Regions from separate parts of the Homo sapiens genome. Here region 1 is linked to region 2. Evidence: chromatin loops called from intact Hi-C (ENCODE). Cell type or tissue: gastrocnemius medialis. All regions are shown on one strand.

Region 1 (8,000 bases), 120 kb before region 2:
TACAGAACCTGAAGATTTAAATCTAGGTGGACATGGCATAAGCAACACTCCATTTGTCTCGGCCGTGCTAATACACGTGCAGGGAGATAATCCATCAGTTGCTAATAAGCACAGATTCAGACGCCAACACTCTACACTTTCTGAACATCTATATTCTATCAAGTAGGGAGTATTTCCAAAAGATGTATCTGTACAGAGTTTATCTAATAGACTGGAATGGCTCTTATTTCTGTTCTGCCAAATAAAGAGAAATTTCTTGGACTGCAAATGTGATTGCTTGAACTCCCAAACTGCAATTTTTCTAGGCATTTCTTCTTCATGCTTCCTGGCAGGCCAATCTACCATCAAATTCTTCAGGTTTACCAAAGCCTTAACAACAGCCCCAATTTACAAAGTACCCATGACTTGGTCAGCATTCAAGGCAAAAAGTTAAAACATACACAAAAATAACAGTAGATTTTGAAAACAGGCAAGGATTTGAAAACGACCATTATCTCTAGGGCAATACTAAAATATAGCCTCAACTTATAAATGTGTAGAAAGTAGTGATATTTGGAAGGTACATTAAAATGAGTAAGTAAGGGAACAAGTATGGCTCAGTGCACTTAGACCTGACATGAACATTAGGTATCTTGATCTACTAACTAGCTGTGTGGCCTTGGGCAAGTCATTCATAATTTCCTAATTGGTGAAATACAAATACTACCCCCATTTTGGTACATTCTCCAAATTTGTGGAAATGTCTAGCAAAATGCCTTGGGTAAAGAAGGTGCTTGATAGATGTTAGCTTCTTTCCTTGAAGAGCTGCAATTGCCTACAGAGATCAGTCAAGAACGAAGGGCAGTGCGGTCCAGTGCATGGATGTTCAGCGAGAGCAGGAGTCTACCATACTATCTGAGAACATCCAATTGTGCTATAGAGGATGGATGCAGCTAATTAGTGTTAAATACAGCCAGTAAATAAGCAAGAAGCTTATGAGGTATAGGCAAATCTCATAGGATCTGTCAAAACAGATCTAGGATAGTAAGCAAGTAGCCTGTGAGGTACAACAAAATTCCTAAGGTGTGCAAGCTGTGTTAAATACAGGCCACAGGTTGATAAACTGTAAGACATGCCAAAGATAGAATAATTTTAAAAAACCAAACATGATGGAACAGATGAGAATGTTACTTAGGGACGGAAAGGGAGGGAAATGCTGCCTCATGATATGCACCCTCTGGGATGACAGCTAAGTCTCCCCTGAACTGACCAGCCTTGATGACAACCAGCCTGGTCCCATCCTGGTACCATATGTGCTCTACTGGAGAAGTACAGGTGAAACCCAGGACTGCTCACAGCAGGTGGCTGGCTGGGTGTGCCTGTGCCTGCTTCCTTTCATGGAGAAGGTGCACTGGCTCTGGGCACCCTTTGTCTGCCATGGCCCCTCGTCTAAAACTTCACTCTGGTCCTTTTAAGCACATAGTAAGTACGAAAGGCTGAGATGACAGAGAGGGGACAGATGAACTAGTTGTGACCAGGGGTCAGATAGAACACCCGGCCCACCTGCTAGCCCACCATCAGGGTGCCACCTACCCCTCCTTCCTCTACATCTCTGTGTGCTTTTGAATGCTCTGTGAGCCTTTCTGTACGGTGCAGTTGGACTCTGAGCATCCCTGGAGGCCACCATGTCATCAAGGTGATTTTCTCCATGACAGGAAATCCCAAGGTCTATGGCCAAGTGGAGGGCACACACCTGCCCTAAGAGGAGCTGCTGTTTTGCCCTACGAGTGCTGCCTTGCAGGAATGTTGGCCCTAGTTCCTGCTTTTACTGACTTTTCACAGGATCTTGGCAAATCTGGGTTTCTATGTCAGGTCTCCCAAGTTTTAAATACTGACAATTCATGCAAAATTTAAAAAATCTGTTCAGGCCAACAAAACCCCATATCCTCCACCACCAGTTTGCACCTGCTGCCTCGGGTTAATATTGTTCCACGACTTTGTCAGTCCCTGGCCCCACGGTGCCTGCCATGTGGTTCTTCAGTTGTAAAAACAAGATCCAATTTGAACTGCTGCCCTGCAGTTCTGCAATTTAGCATGTCTCACTTCAGGGTCTTTTAAGTTCAGGGAGGACTCAGCAGATGAGATCTCTTGGCCCTAAGTGTCTAGGGCCAGACTGACTGAAATTAGAAGGGGGAGCTCACAGACCTAAGTTCACACAATGGAAAGGAGAATGGCTGCCACTGACTGGGGTACTTGATAATTATTAGCAGATGGTCGACAAGTTTTCCCTGGAACACTTCCGTGAGGTTATACATCCTCGTTATCATTCATTACTCATGTTTTCTCTGCTTCTCCCTCCTTCTCAGGCCACTGATCAGGAGTCAGAGCAGAATGAGACAAGAGGAGACTGTTACTATGGCACCTAAACAAAACCCAGATGATTAAAATCAGGAAAGCTTTTGTCCTGGACATCATGTGTGTGACCTAAGTTGTCTGTGTGTAGTTCTGCATTTCTTGGGTCTCTAAGTGGACAAAAGTGATACTGGTCAATGGGGCTGATGCCCTGCAGCCATGTGAGAAAAGGCGGGCACCTCGGAGCGTAGCCGGAATGCAGAAGGCTCCTTAGAGGAGATGACAATGGGACACGTGCTTCTAAGAGCAAGGGGCTGGAGGGTGCCCGGCAGCCAGGACAATGTCCAGAGGGTGGGCAGGGGGCATAGAGGTCTACCTCTCTGTTAAGGAAAGCCAAGACAAAACAGATGTACCCTGCGGGTGCTGAACTCAGCCCAGAGCCAGGACATGGGTATACTGGAGCGCTGGAGGGTGGTGCTGAGAAGGCGGGAGGGAAGGTGGGGAGGAGGGAAGATGGGAGGCTTTGGCATGCTTGGACTCGGACACAATCAAGAAGCTCGACTTGCCCACACTCTCCCTGCATGACTAAGAGCCACCAGCCACATCACGAGGATGAGCAAGGGGCAGAATGGCTCATCAGTGACTGACTCCATCAGTGCGGATGGAGCATGAGGAGCTGGGTGGGGGCGGGGGGGAAGTTTACAAAGGGCACACGGTCACTCAGTCATCACCGAAGCGCCAGACAGGCTGTGCCTAATGAGAGCACCTGTGGCCAGGCTAGCATGCATCACACTGCTGGGTGATCCACTGGGTGACTGGTACCAGTCAGGCACGGGGTGGGCACTGGGGGGGGGTCTGTGTCATACAAGACTGACAAGGGCCCTGGGAGCTTGTACCCACAGGGGAAGATCAGCAAACAAGACAATGACTGAAAATAACCAGACTGAAAGCAACACGACTGTGAGCTGTGACCTTGGTTGTGAAAGAAGGGGAGTACCCCTGGTGACAGGATGGAGAACAGGGCAGGGGGCACTACTGCAGATGACCACTCAGAAAAAAGATGAGACAACAAACTCTTCTGCCGATTACTTCCAGATTTTACAAGAATAGAAACTCTCGGGAAACAAAATATTAAAAAATAAACACACCAGTGTTGGCTTATTTCTTTATGTTACCGTGTTGACATGTAAGTTAAAATGCAAGGGATTTCAAACAATGCTGGAAACACCAGCTTATTTCTATGACATGAGTGTGATAGTCTCTGCTCGTCTTAACCATCAATTTCCCAGGCCCGTGTTTTGTGCTATGCTGAAATGTGATTTCAAAATTAAATTTTACCCACTCTGGTCCTAACTAACTGAAAATGGCAAGCATAATGCAGCGTAACTGATGCCACGTGTCAGTGACTGAGAGGCATGCGAAGCGGGGTTGTAAGATGACTGCTGTCATCCGGTTAATGGCATTACTTGTGGCAGGTGCAGCTGAGCGCAGGCACAAATTTTGCAGCTTCATTCTGCTGACCAGCAGGTGACACACAGCAATTTTCAGCCTAGAACGTGCTGTTCTCAGAGAGAAGCCAGACTGGCACTGCTTCAGCTTTCCCCACCCCATCTCTATCTCTGCCACCAGTCAGCAGGACATGCATCTGCAGACACAGTCCCAGACGGATGTGCTACTAGGACCCGCAGGAAGGTACAGCTTCAAGGGTAACAGGAATTGATACTCTGACCCAGGGTCTCCTGGGAGGAGTAAAACAAAGTGGGGAGAGGGGCGACACCAAAATGATAACCTTTTGTATCATCAGGTAAGAATATTAAAACAAACACCAACAGGAAAGAAATGAATACACAAATTGTGACATATCCATACAGTGGGATGCTATTAATATAAAGAAACAAATTACTGTTATACTCAGCTACATGGGTAAATCTCCAAAACATTACATTAAAGGAATGCAGCCAGGTACAGAAGATAAATGCCGTTGGATCCCCTCTCCATGGTTTGCTAGAGCAGACACGACTAATCTGTAGGTGCAGAGGGCAGATCAGTGCTTGCCTTGGTGCCAGAACATGGGCACTGACTGCAAACGGCCACCAGAAACTTCTGGAGGGCCTGCAAAGTTCCAAGTCCTGACCAGAGGGCTAGTTACACGGGTGTATACATATGTCAACACTCATCCAACTACACTTAAAATGTGTGCTTTCACTGTATATAAATTACGCCTCAACAGAGTTAATCTTAAAAAACTAAATGAGATCAAACAACAAAAACCTGTCTACTTATATATCCTCAGTTATTTCATAAAAGAGTTGTTTTTAATGCCCCCAAATAAAGCAGGTATAGAAGACAGTCCTTTTGAATTAAATAGATTTTGGTTTAATGAAAAACTCTATTATTCTCATTTTAAAGACCAGTGGTGGAAACCTCCTCATGGCCCAGCAGGGGTCAGAAGATGAGCATCTGGGAACCCCCGTTGACTTTCTGCCCTCCCTTGAAATCACACGCCCTGTGTCGTCCCTGGAACATTCCCTTAACAGGCTCCTGACTACTTCACGTGGCAATGGGCAGACCAAATTGGAGCTCCCACACTGGGGATTAAAATGAAAATGGCCAGGAAGAAGCAATGATTTCAATGACTAATGAGTCCTACCTAAAAAAAGGTTGGCAGAAGAGCGCAGGAAGCAGAGCGGGTGAGGAGGGCGAGGGGAAGATGACAAAGGAGAACCTGGGCAGCTACACCCCTGGCGTGTTGTCTCCCTCCTGGGGCCCCTCAGGCCTCAACACCAAGTGGGCCCTGGTGTGGTCACACAAATCAGCTGGGACCCTAAATAAGCTGGCAGTGACACCAGCAAGCTATACAGCAAACAGGGGTCTTATACCAGGGGGTGTCAGACCCTGCCCTGCTGGTCACAGAGGGCACAGCGTCTCACTGTGTGTACTCAGGACCATCATGCGGGATAACGAAAAACAAAAACTGATTTTTTAAAAGAGAAGCAGCAAAGATTTTTCTAAATTATAAAGTGTAATAATATATCTATGTATGTACATTGATGTTAAATCTCCCTTCAAAAAAGCTTAAAACTGAAGAGAATAGTCTCTTTTAAAAATAATACTTTTTACCTTAGCCTCCTTAAATAGCCACTGGTTCACCAAGAGAAGAATTTAGTAGTAGCCAAAATATTACCATATATTACCATAAGCATGACTATTTGTTCTAGAAAACAGGGCCTACGCATGAAATGTCCAAATGACTGAGAGAAAAGGTCAGCAATCTAAATTTTAAATTCCAAATGCTGAGGGCAAGCAAACAACCAAAAAGAAAAAAAATCCCAACAAAATCCAAAACTCTCATAAAAACATAATTGTACATCAAAAGTCATTAAGGGGACCTCACAGTAAACTCTCACTCATCCCATTTTTATTTTTATTTCTTTTTAATAACAAACACTTATCCAACACTTAGTATGTGGCAGGCACTGTTTCAAGCACTTTACACATACAAACTCATCCACTCCTCATACCAACCCAATGAGGGGGGGGTTTATGATTCCCATTTGACAGGTGAGGCACAGTGAGGCTGTGTGACCTGCTGAGGTTGCCTGGAGATGGCAGGATATGAGGATTGTGGGGGCAGGGGGAGGGTATGCTATTTAGCAGCTACCTCTTTGCCTGGATCGAGGCTGTTTTTGTTGTTTTGTTCTGGGGAAGGCCTGTATATTCACATCATGTCTGTTTCTCATACTACCCCATGACAAGGTATCCATATGGGGTGGAAGGCTTCCACACACCTACCTGTCAAGGTATCAGGAGGCCCTGCCTAAACGGAGAACTAGACATTCTCCAAGTTGGTGCTAACACATTCCTGGTGCTCATAATTATAGCACCTAGGGACGAACAGAAAAAGGAAGCGGAACAATGACACGCTTCAGAACTTGCTTTGAGAAATGCAAAGAAAGCAGAGCTCTGTGGATTTGGATTTTATGTATCCTGAAGTGATCACCTAGATTCCATAAGGCCTCATAGAATTTTCTGTATTTGGTTTCTCTAACTTGCATGGGCAGTAGCATCTTCACAATTTTGGCCAAATCTGCACACCACCTGATTATTATTTGCTTGTAATTTTTATTTAAATCAATGCAGTTTTTAAAATATTAAATATCTTTTTATCTGAGTTCTATACATGAAATTGATTTAACAGTTATATTTTATTAACACATTTATCTGTTAAAGTAAAATAAATCCGTGTACCAACTAAAATCATTGCATGTACCTCACTGCTGTTGAGTTCTATGTGCTGGGGAATTCTAATTCTGAACTAATGGAAGCCAGTCTTCACTCTCTAATTAAAAAACACAGTCATGATGCAAACACAACTTCCGAAATTGTTTTTATATTCATGTATAATCACATATATGTACAAATGGAATTCTACACACACACACACACACACACACACACACACACAATTTAGAATGGTTGAGAACAAATGAAAAAGAAATTGACCAGGAGATAGATATTAGGTCAGGGGCAGTGGGAAGTAGTGGATCAAGGACATAGCGTAACATTTAAATAAGAACCCACATAATTGGATAAGCAAAGTTAAGAATAACAGCAAAGGCTGGGCGCGGTGGCTCATGCCTGTAATCCTAGCACTTTGGGAGGCCAAGGCAGGTGGATCACGAGCTCAGGAGGTGGAGACCATCCTGGCTAACACAGTGCAAACCCTGTCTCTACTAAAAACACAAAAAGTCAGCCGGACGTGGTGGCACATGCCTGTAATCCCAGCTACTCGGGAAGCTGAGGTAGGAGAATCTCTTGAACCCGGGAGGCGGAGGTTGCAGTGAGCTGAGATCGCGCCACTGCACTCCAGCCTGGGCAACAGAGTGAGACTCCATCTCAAAAAAAAAAGAGTAACAGCAACAACACACAGGCATCATGCTTTCTCAATGAAAACCTCAAATATATAAACTGATGCCCTGTTTTTTTTTTTCTTTTCTAACGGAAAACTTAGTATATAGAAATAAAATCCTAAAAGTCTGGTTAGCTAGAAAAGAAGTTATTTACATCATTTCCTCAGGAAGGTTGAAAGAATGTGACATCTGAAAAGAGGGATTCCTCAGAGCCCAGGGCTGCCCTGAGATGCATCAGGGGTGGGGACAGGCAGGGGAGACGGCTGGCTCTAGGCTCCTTCCTCCCTCCCCACTCTGTGTGTGCCCAGCAGCTCTAGGCTTCCCTGCCTTTTACGGTGTCCTTCCACATAAGATATTCTTTGAACAAAGGAGTTTCACAGATAAAATAAAATCTGGAGACCACTGGTACTTTCCAATTTCCTCATTGTATCAGTGGGGAAACTGAGGATCAGATGACTTATGGCTGCTCAGCAAATTGCAGCGGGGTCACAGTCTACAGAACTCAGTGTCCAGATTCATGGTCTGGTGTTGATCTGAACAAAACCACCTACAGCCTCCAAGAACACCCTTATGCATGCACACACTGGTGATCCTAGTGGACTTCATTACATCAATACCCTTGCTGATCCTTGAAGAAAAAGAAGTGTGATTTATCATTACTTTCTTGAGAAGAGGATGGTGGCCAGCAACATTATTTAATAAAGTGTTATGAGTCAATGAAAGCAAATTAGCAAAAAGATGAAGTCATTATTTAGAAAA
Region 2 (8,000 bases):
CATAACCCTAACGTCATGTAACTGTACTGGTATAAAGGTAAAGCCTTCCAAAGCATCTGAAATTAAAAAAAAAAAAAAAAAAAAAAAGTAAAAGGACCAAGCCCATTTCAGGAACAGAGAGACTCCCACACACCCTGTGGAAACACTTCCTGAATGGTGTCATTATCATTGATATCACAGCATTACCAACTTTCCCATGATAACGTCATGCCACGCGCTCTCACTACACTGTGTTCAGAGAACAAACCTCTCGGCTGACTGACCGCCTGCCTACTGACTTTGCATTCTGCCCTTGTCAACCTATTCTATGTGCCACTACCATGCCAATCCCTTCTCTAAGTATTGAGAAAGTCATTACCTAAGAGCATACCGTTTGTTTTGAGTTAAACAGACTTTGATAGACCAACCTTAGAAACTAGCCATGAGGAATATCAATACTCAGAGGATAAAAACCATATCTAGGTTCTGAGAAACTAAGCACATCAATCATTTTTCAGAATGCCACTATCTTCTAAGACAGGTTTTTTTAGCAGAAAAATTGTTCACCATTTTAATAGGAAAAGACCAAATGGTAACCTACAAAGAATAAAAAGCAATTCTGTTATAAGGAATCCATTCAGGCTACAAGTCTTCTTAAGTCCTGGACACCAAAACCGCAAAAGAGCATTTAGCTTAAAACCCAACGGAAGTCCTCAGAACACAAGGAACTTTGGAGCAAGCAGGCCCCTCTACTCATCAAACTTAGAGCCACAGAGCACAAGAGCATCTTAAAGGCTCTCCCAACTTTTTATAAACAGGCCTGCTAAATTTTGCTTAATGTGATGTTTCCCAGACTTATTTGAGAAAGGATTTCTTTTTCTCTCCCTTTACAGAACCATATTAATACTAAAACAGTCCCTCAACAAACATTTCCCAAGGGTCTGCTGTGTGACAGGCACTGAACTAAGGGACTGGAACTAGAATCTGGGGAGGATACATATTAAACATAAAATTGCAAGTTATTAAATGAATGTTAGTACCCCATGGAAGAGATCGCAGGGACTAGAGTAGACACTTTGAGAAATGCTAGTATAGGAAGGACGCTGGACCAGGAGCCAGAAAACTATATTCCCACCTCAACTTGGACCCTAACTCCCTATGTAATCCCAAAGATCACTAAGTAAGGAATGCAGTGTGTGCAGACCTCGGATTCTCCCAACTATGATATGACAAGGTAGGATAAGATCAGCTCTAAGACTCCATCCATTTTGAATTCATTCTGTGTCATTAATTCAATGTGAAATGAGAGAAACGAATAAGAAATTTCAATACAGTACTTAGACACTTCAAAAGAAATACTGATGGCTCAGATAATGAAACTAAACTGGAAAAATGTCTTCAGAATAAATGTCCAGAATGTAAATGAGCTCTGAGTATTTTTCCCGAAGCAATAATGAAGCAGTAAGAACTTTAATGGGGAAATTAAGCTCTGACATGATCTAATCCACGCTCTTTTTCCAGCCTTGGCATCTCCTTCCTCCCTCCCTGCTGCTCCAAGCTCACTCAGTGTTCCCAAAAGCTCCACCTCCTCAGGTAATAGAGTTTTCTGAACTCAGGCCATCAGAAAGTCCTTCTTGCCCAATGCAGGACTCTTAACATCTATGTGTTTCCATGGCTACCCTCCGGGTCAACTCTCTCTGAACCCCTCCTGACATCCTTGCTGTCACCTTCCAAAATATCTAACCTGTTGACCACGCCCCCCTTTGTGACCCCACCAATCCTAACACTGGCCTTCAGCAGGCCTTGGCACTTACTAGCTGTGTCAAGTTTCTTACCCGCTCCAGCCTCTGTTTCCTAACATAGAATAACGAATTTGTACATTGCAGGATTTTTATGCAATTCCAATGTACATAAACATGTGAAGTGCTTAGGGCAGTGCTTGGCACATAGCAAGCGCTTATGCTCAGGATAGCCTCCTGCTTTCCCTTCCTTCCTTATGAACAGAAAGTTAGTTTTATTGAGGACAGCAATATACTCAGCTGAAGAAACAACTTCCTAGCCTTCCTTGCAAGCAAGAAGCATCATGTGGCATAGGTCTGCTATGAAATATAAATAGAAGTTGCTGAGCGGGGCTTAAAAGAGGAGTAAACTCAACTAACATATACTCCTTTGCCCTTCCCCATTTTTCCTGACAAATTTTAGATGTGATGATGTGGTCACAAAAATGTCTCAAAACCATAAGGGAGAGACCAAGAGAATTACATAGACCTCAGCTCTGGCAACTATGTACCACTAAACCCAGGCCACCAGCAGTCAGCCTAGTTCTGTAGTTTTTGGTGAGGGAAAAACAGAGACAACTTCTAACTGCCTTAGGATATGTTTTCTCAGGTTGCTCTTGCAGCCAAATGCACTCCCTGATCCAGTTAACTCTTATTAATTAGCACCTGCAACAATTTATTTCATTATCTGTTTATGTTTGGTTTCTCTACCAGACAAAAAGAGTCTTATTCATTTTCACACAACACCTCTCACCAAGCAAGTGTTCGATAAAAGTTAAATGAATGAATGAAGTGACAATAATGACCATCATAGTTTGTCTCCAGTTCTTTCACAAGAGAAAAACATTACTCTTAAGTTTCAGAAATATTTTTCTTCATCTCGAACTGAATATTCTTCAAAGAATTTAGCATTTGTAAAAGTTCCCATAGAGTGCCTGAACCTAAAGTTATTTAACAAGCACTGACATAAGAGTATTTAGTGTGCCAGGCACTGCTTTCAAAGCTTTCACAAAGAACTCATTTTATTCTCATAACAACCCGATGAGTTAGGTACTATTATCCCCATTTTACCCATCAGGAAGCTGAAGTGCAGGGAGGTTAAGTCACCCAAGGTCATACAGCCAGCAACCAGCAGAGCCAGCACTGGATTACATAGAATTTGGTTCCAGAGTTCATGTCCTTAACTGATATTCTCCACCACTTCTCAACCACTAACTGTGACAGTACATTCTTTCTGTTTCTGTGTAAACAAGGAAGGAGCTGGGAGAAATTCGATCTGAATATCTATGAAGATTCTTGGCTCCACAGATCAGCCGGGAACCAACGCAGAGGTTACTTGGCTAGAGTGGACGTTACCAAATGTACAACGAAGGATGACAGAAATAATTGTACAAGGAATTGTACATTTTAATTCTCTTAAGAACTTCCACAGTTGAAGATGAGGAAAATGAGAGGTAAAAGAAGAAATGATATTACAAGAAAAGTCTTTTAAGTGGCAAATACAAGTAAATGACACAAAAAGCTTTCTAATAGCAAGCTAATCAAAATGACTACCTAAGACCCAATTTTCAAAAACCTTTTAGCTGTAAGATATTACCCTGGTACTCTGCTCTTGAAGCAAGATTAGAAAAATTATTTAAAAGAACTCCAGAAATGTGAAGATGCATTTTCATCTTTCTGCAGCAATTCTCAAACTAGCTACAAGAAGACATTCCAGCTGAATGATTACTTATACTAAATTCTGCACAATTTATCTCTCACACAGATTCTGCATCCAGTAATTATCAGCAACCAGGCCCAATTCCATGGTATTGACAGTGGTATCTGTCACGTCTTCAGACAACTCCACTACCAAGGGCCCTGCAACAAATACAAACAGGCAGAGCGTGTTTTCCTATCTACAGTGACATCTAGTGTTAAGAAACTAAAACGCAGTCTGTAGAACAACATTTATTCCCATTACTATTGTATTTAAATGCATATTATAAAACAGGAATATATATATAGCTCTTAAGGTAAACAGCTTTTCCCATAATTGGGATTGCCAATTGTCAATTGTATTATACTCCAATATTTAAAATATCTCATAAGATTAACCCATTGAAAAGACACATTTGTTTTGTTAAAGTGAAGAAATCATTTTGTTCTCCAATAGTTTTGTTTTAAATGCAAACATATCTTTACTTACTAACAGCAGACTGGAATGTCAGAGGATTTTGCAGACATTAAAAGACATCTTGTTAAATTTAACAAAAAGCAATCTGGCTTAATATAATAATAAATACAAGCCCTTTATTCAAAATCAACTCGCAAAATCTCTAAAGGAGAACAATTTAAATGCAAATGAGCCCATTATAGAATGGTTTCTGATTTAGGTATATCATGGGCTAAATCTTGTCTCCAAATTTTACATCTTAAAATTAGATTCTAAAAGATGCAGGATAGCCATATTCCCCTCACCAAAGTGAAGTATCATTCCGGTTATGACAACAAAGGTGTTTGAATATCTTTTTTATTTATTTACTTTTTTTGAGACAGAGTCTCGCTCTGTCGCCAGGCTGGAATGCAGTGGCTCAATCTCGGCTGACTGCAACCTCCGCCTCCCAGGTTCAAGTGATCCTCCTGCCTCAGCCTCCCGAGTAGCTGGGACTACAGGCGCGTGCCACCACACCATGTATTTTTAGTAGAGATGGGGTTTCACCATGTTGGCTAGGATGGTCTCGATCTCCTGACCTCATAATCCGCCCGCCTCAGCCTCCCAAAGTGCTGGGATTACAGGCGTGAGCCACTGCGCCGGGCCTGGATACCGTTTTTAAAGGTAAATAAGGCATAATTAAAGAGCACTGGATTAGAAATGAGAAAACAGAATCTAGCCCTGGGTCTACCTAAAAAATTCTGAGACCAAGTTATTTAATTTCTCTTGCCTTCAATTTCCTTGTGGGTTTTTTTTTTTTCTCTCCTTAAAAAAAAAAAAAGGTGGGGAAGACAGTGAGGAGTTTAGCCTGGATTCCTTCCTGGGCTCCTTGTTCTAACATTCTATGTTCTATGAAGATGATGATCTCTAAGATCTCTCTAAACCTTGCTTTAGTTATTTAAGCCACACAGTGCCACAGTACTCTGAGGAGAACAGTGTTAAGACACCTTAAGACTCAAACAACAAACAAGGTTTGCATTGAAATCGGCATAGAGTAAAAGACCTCTTTAAGATGTTTAGATGATGACTCCTGACCTGAATCAAAGATGTACTAAATCACATCCACTATGACTCTGCACTTCCTAAACCAGCAAGTATCATCTAAAGTCTCTTAATAAAGACGTTCAGAAATCATGTTATTTAAGGGGGTTTATTGCTAAACCAAGATAGTCATAAACATTCTGGGTAAGTGAGGATTTGCCAACAGAGTAAGTTTTAGGTCTTTGTTTAGGTTACAGGGAATGTTTGCTGAAAAGTTTTCTAAGATGAAGAAAGAACTCTAAATAATTCAAAATATGCCTGGCGTTTTCTACTATAATTATGGTTATTACTCTCTTACTTGGCAGGAAGAACTTTGACCTGGCTGAAGAGAAACAGCTATGGCTTAGAGGTAACAGCTACAAAGAGATAAAAGGGGGAGGAAGCAGAGCAGCAGAATGAGTAGTCAAACTCAACAAGGAAGAGAGAAAGGAAATGAAGCAAGCAGAACCCAAAAGACTCACCACAGCTGGGATGGCTCCAGACCACGGCAATGGAATACCCCGAGGACCTCAGAAGGTACCGATGGGCATCTGCGACAAGTGGTGACTGTGTGAGTGACAGCTCTCCAAGATGACTGGGATGGCAAGTTTATGCAAAACTGAAGTGGAGTGAACAGGAGAGAGCTGGAGGAGTGCCCAGAGGCTGAGGATATTAAATACTGGGACAATTCACCTGATGACAAGGGTCAGAGGGCAAATCATTTGAAAATGATGCAAATTAAAACTAACAGAAAATTTTTTCCATACCTTCAGGAAATTCAAAATAGAACCATAACGTGATACAACTAGATACCCACTAGAGTGCATAACATGAAAAGGACAAAAAACAGTGAATGTCATGAGGATGTAGACCAACCGGGCTGCAGGGCAGGTGGGAATGCAAATGGTATGACCACGTTGGAAAACTATTTTCAGTATCTACTAAAGCTAAACATGTAATAGTCCCCCTTTATCCACGGCTTTACTTTCCAAGGTTTCAGTTACCCACCATTAACTGTGGTCCAAAAATATTAAATGGAAAATTCTAGGCAGAAACAATTCAAAAGTTTAAAATTCATACTGTTCTCAGTCGCATGATGAACTCTCTCACCTTCTCGCCCAGGACACAAATCACCCTTCTTCCAGCATATCCATGCTGTATTTCCCCCCAGACTATTAGTAGACAGTTACCAGATCAACAGGTGTACCATTTGTATTCAAGTCACCCTTATTTTAATTGTTCATGGCCCCAAAGCACAAGAGTAATGATGCAGGTATATTGTTATAATTGTTTAACTATCAGCTATTGTTGTTAATCTCTTACTGTGCCTAATTTATAAATGAAGCATTATCATATGTTTATGCATAGTATACATAGGGCTCAGTACTATCCAAGGATTCAGGCATTCACTAGGGGTCTTGAAATGTATCCCCTGTGGATAAGGGGGGACTATTGTACACCTACTCAATAACCCAGCAATTCTACTTCCAAGTATACACCTAACAGAAACATGTGCATACATTCACCAAAGACATGTCTAAGAAGATTCATGGCAGCACGATTTCTAACAGCCCAAAACAGAAAACGAGTACAATGAATAAACTATGGTATAGCCACATTGTGTTATACAACTATGTACAAAGACATAAGTAGATCTCATAAACATAATATGGAACAAATATGGTACACATACACCATGGAATACTATGCAGCCATAAAAAGGAGCAACATCAGGTCCTTTGCAGGGACATGGATGGAGCTGGAAGCCATTATTCTCAACAAACTAATGCAGGAACAGAAAACCAAATACTGCATGTTCTCACTTACAAGTGGGAGTTGAACAATGTGAATATAAAGAAGACACAGGGAGTGGAACAACACACGCTGGGGACTGGAGGCGGCGGATGGGGCAGGGGGAGGGAGAGCATCAGGAAAAATAGCTACCGAATGCGGGGCTTAATACCTAGGTGATGGGTTGATAGGTGCAGCCAATCACCACAGCAGATGTTTACCTATGTAACAAACCTGCATGTCCTGCACATGTACCTCAGAACTTTAAAAAAAAATTAATATTGAATAAATAAGGCCAAACAAAAAAATATACAGTTGTGCACTACATAACGTTTCAGTCAGCAATGGACCACACATGCAATGGTGGTACCATAAGATTATAGTAACCCCGTATTTTTACTGTACCTTTCCTATGTTTAGATACATAAATACTTACCATTGTGTGCCAACTGCCTACAGTGTTCAATAGAGTAACATGCTCTACAGGTTTGTAGCCTAGGAGCAATAGGCCATACCATATAGCCTAGGTGTATAGCAGGCCATACCATCTAGGTCTGTGTAAGTCACTCTATGATGTTTGCACAATGAGAAAGTTGCCTAATGACACGTTTCTTAGAACACATCATTGACACCAAGCCACATGTGACTGTGCTCTGTACATTCCATGTGGATAAAGTTCAAAGCAGACTAAACAACACTAAGCTTTCAGACCTCAGGCTAGACGTCTCCCTTGGAGGGAGGAGGAGTACTGCCAGAAGGGGACATGGCAGGGACTCCTTCGGGGCTAATAATGTGTTTTTCTTCACCTGGTTGCTGGAGGTATGGGTGTGCTTAGTTCCTGAAAATCTGCCAAGCAGTACTCATGATTTGCATAATATTCTGTATAGATGTAATATATAATGCCCAGATAGAGGCTGGGCTCCAAGGGCATATTCAAAAAGGAAGAGTATTCCAAAACAAAAACCCAGAAACAAGGGACAAAAAGAAAGCCCTCATTGAAGACCTTTCATAACAGAGAAACACAGCAGGGTCCTCGCACCCAAGACATGGGCCCTCTATACAGCCTCCTAAGGAAGAATCCGAGTCTTTCTTAGACAGAAGAAATCCTCAAGAGTTCACCTAGATCAGCCTACCCACTTGTGATTGAAAAAACTGAGACCAAGAGAGAGAATATAACTTAGTCAAAGTCACACAACTAGTAAGTGATAGGTCCAAGGGCAAAATCCAGGTCACCTCAG

What was found. Peaks named below come from ENCODE experiments on the same cell type or tissue, not always from the same donor. Only the 100,000 strongest peaks of a DNase experiment are listed, where the experiment ranks them.
Region 1: it touches region 2 in a loop (14-fold over the local background); 10 of 110 quality-filtered maps call a loop at or near these places.

The regions. Positions count from the first base shown.
Region 1 is chr20:16,347,717-16,355,716 of GRCh38, forward strand. All of the region lies in intron 23 of KIF16B (kinesin family member 16B), which reads right to left. Among named protein-coding and RNA genes, the nearest start is that of KIF16B, 220 kb to the right of the region's middle. In gastrocnemius medialis, no CTCF peak of the experiment used is centred here; DNase peaks (open chromatin) are centred at 2,005, 2,995, 3,855 and 4,855; H3K27ac peaks cover 4,186 bases.
Region 2 is chr20:16,472,490-16,480,489 of GRCh38, forward strand. All of the region lies in intron 12 of KIF16B (kinesin family member 16B), which reads right to left. Among named protein-coding and RNA genes, the nearest start is that of KIF16B, 97 kb to the right of the region's middle. RefSeq lists silencers at 3,465-3,700, 7,235-7,529. In gastrocnemius medialis, a CTCF peak has its summit at 3,667 (motif pointing left); no DNase peak of the experiment used is centred here; H3K27ac peaks cover 2,298 bases.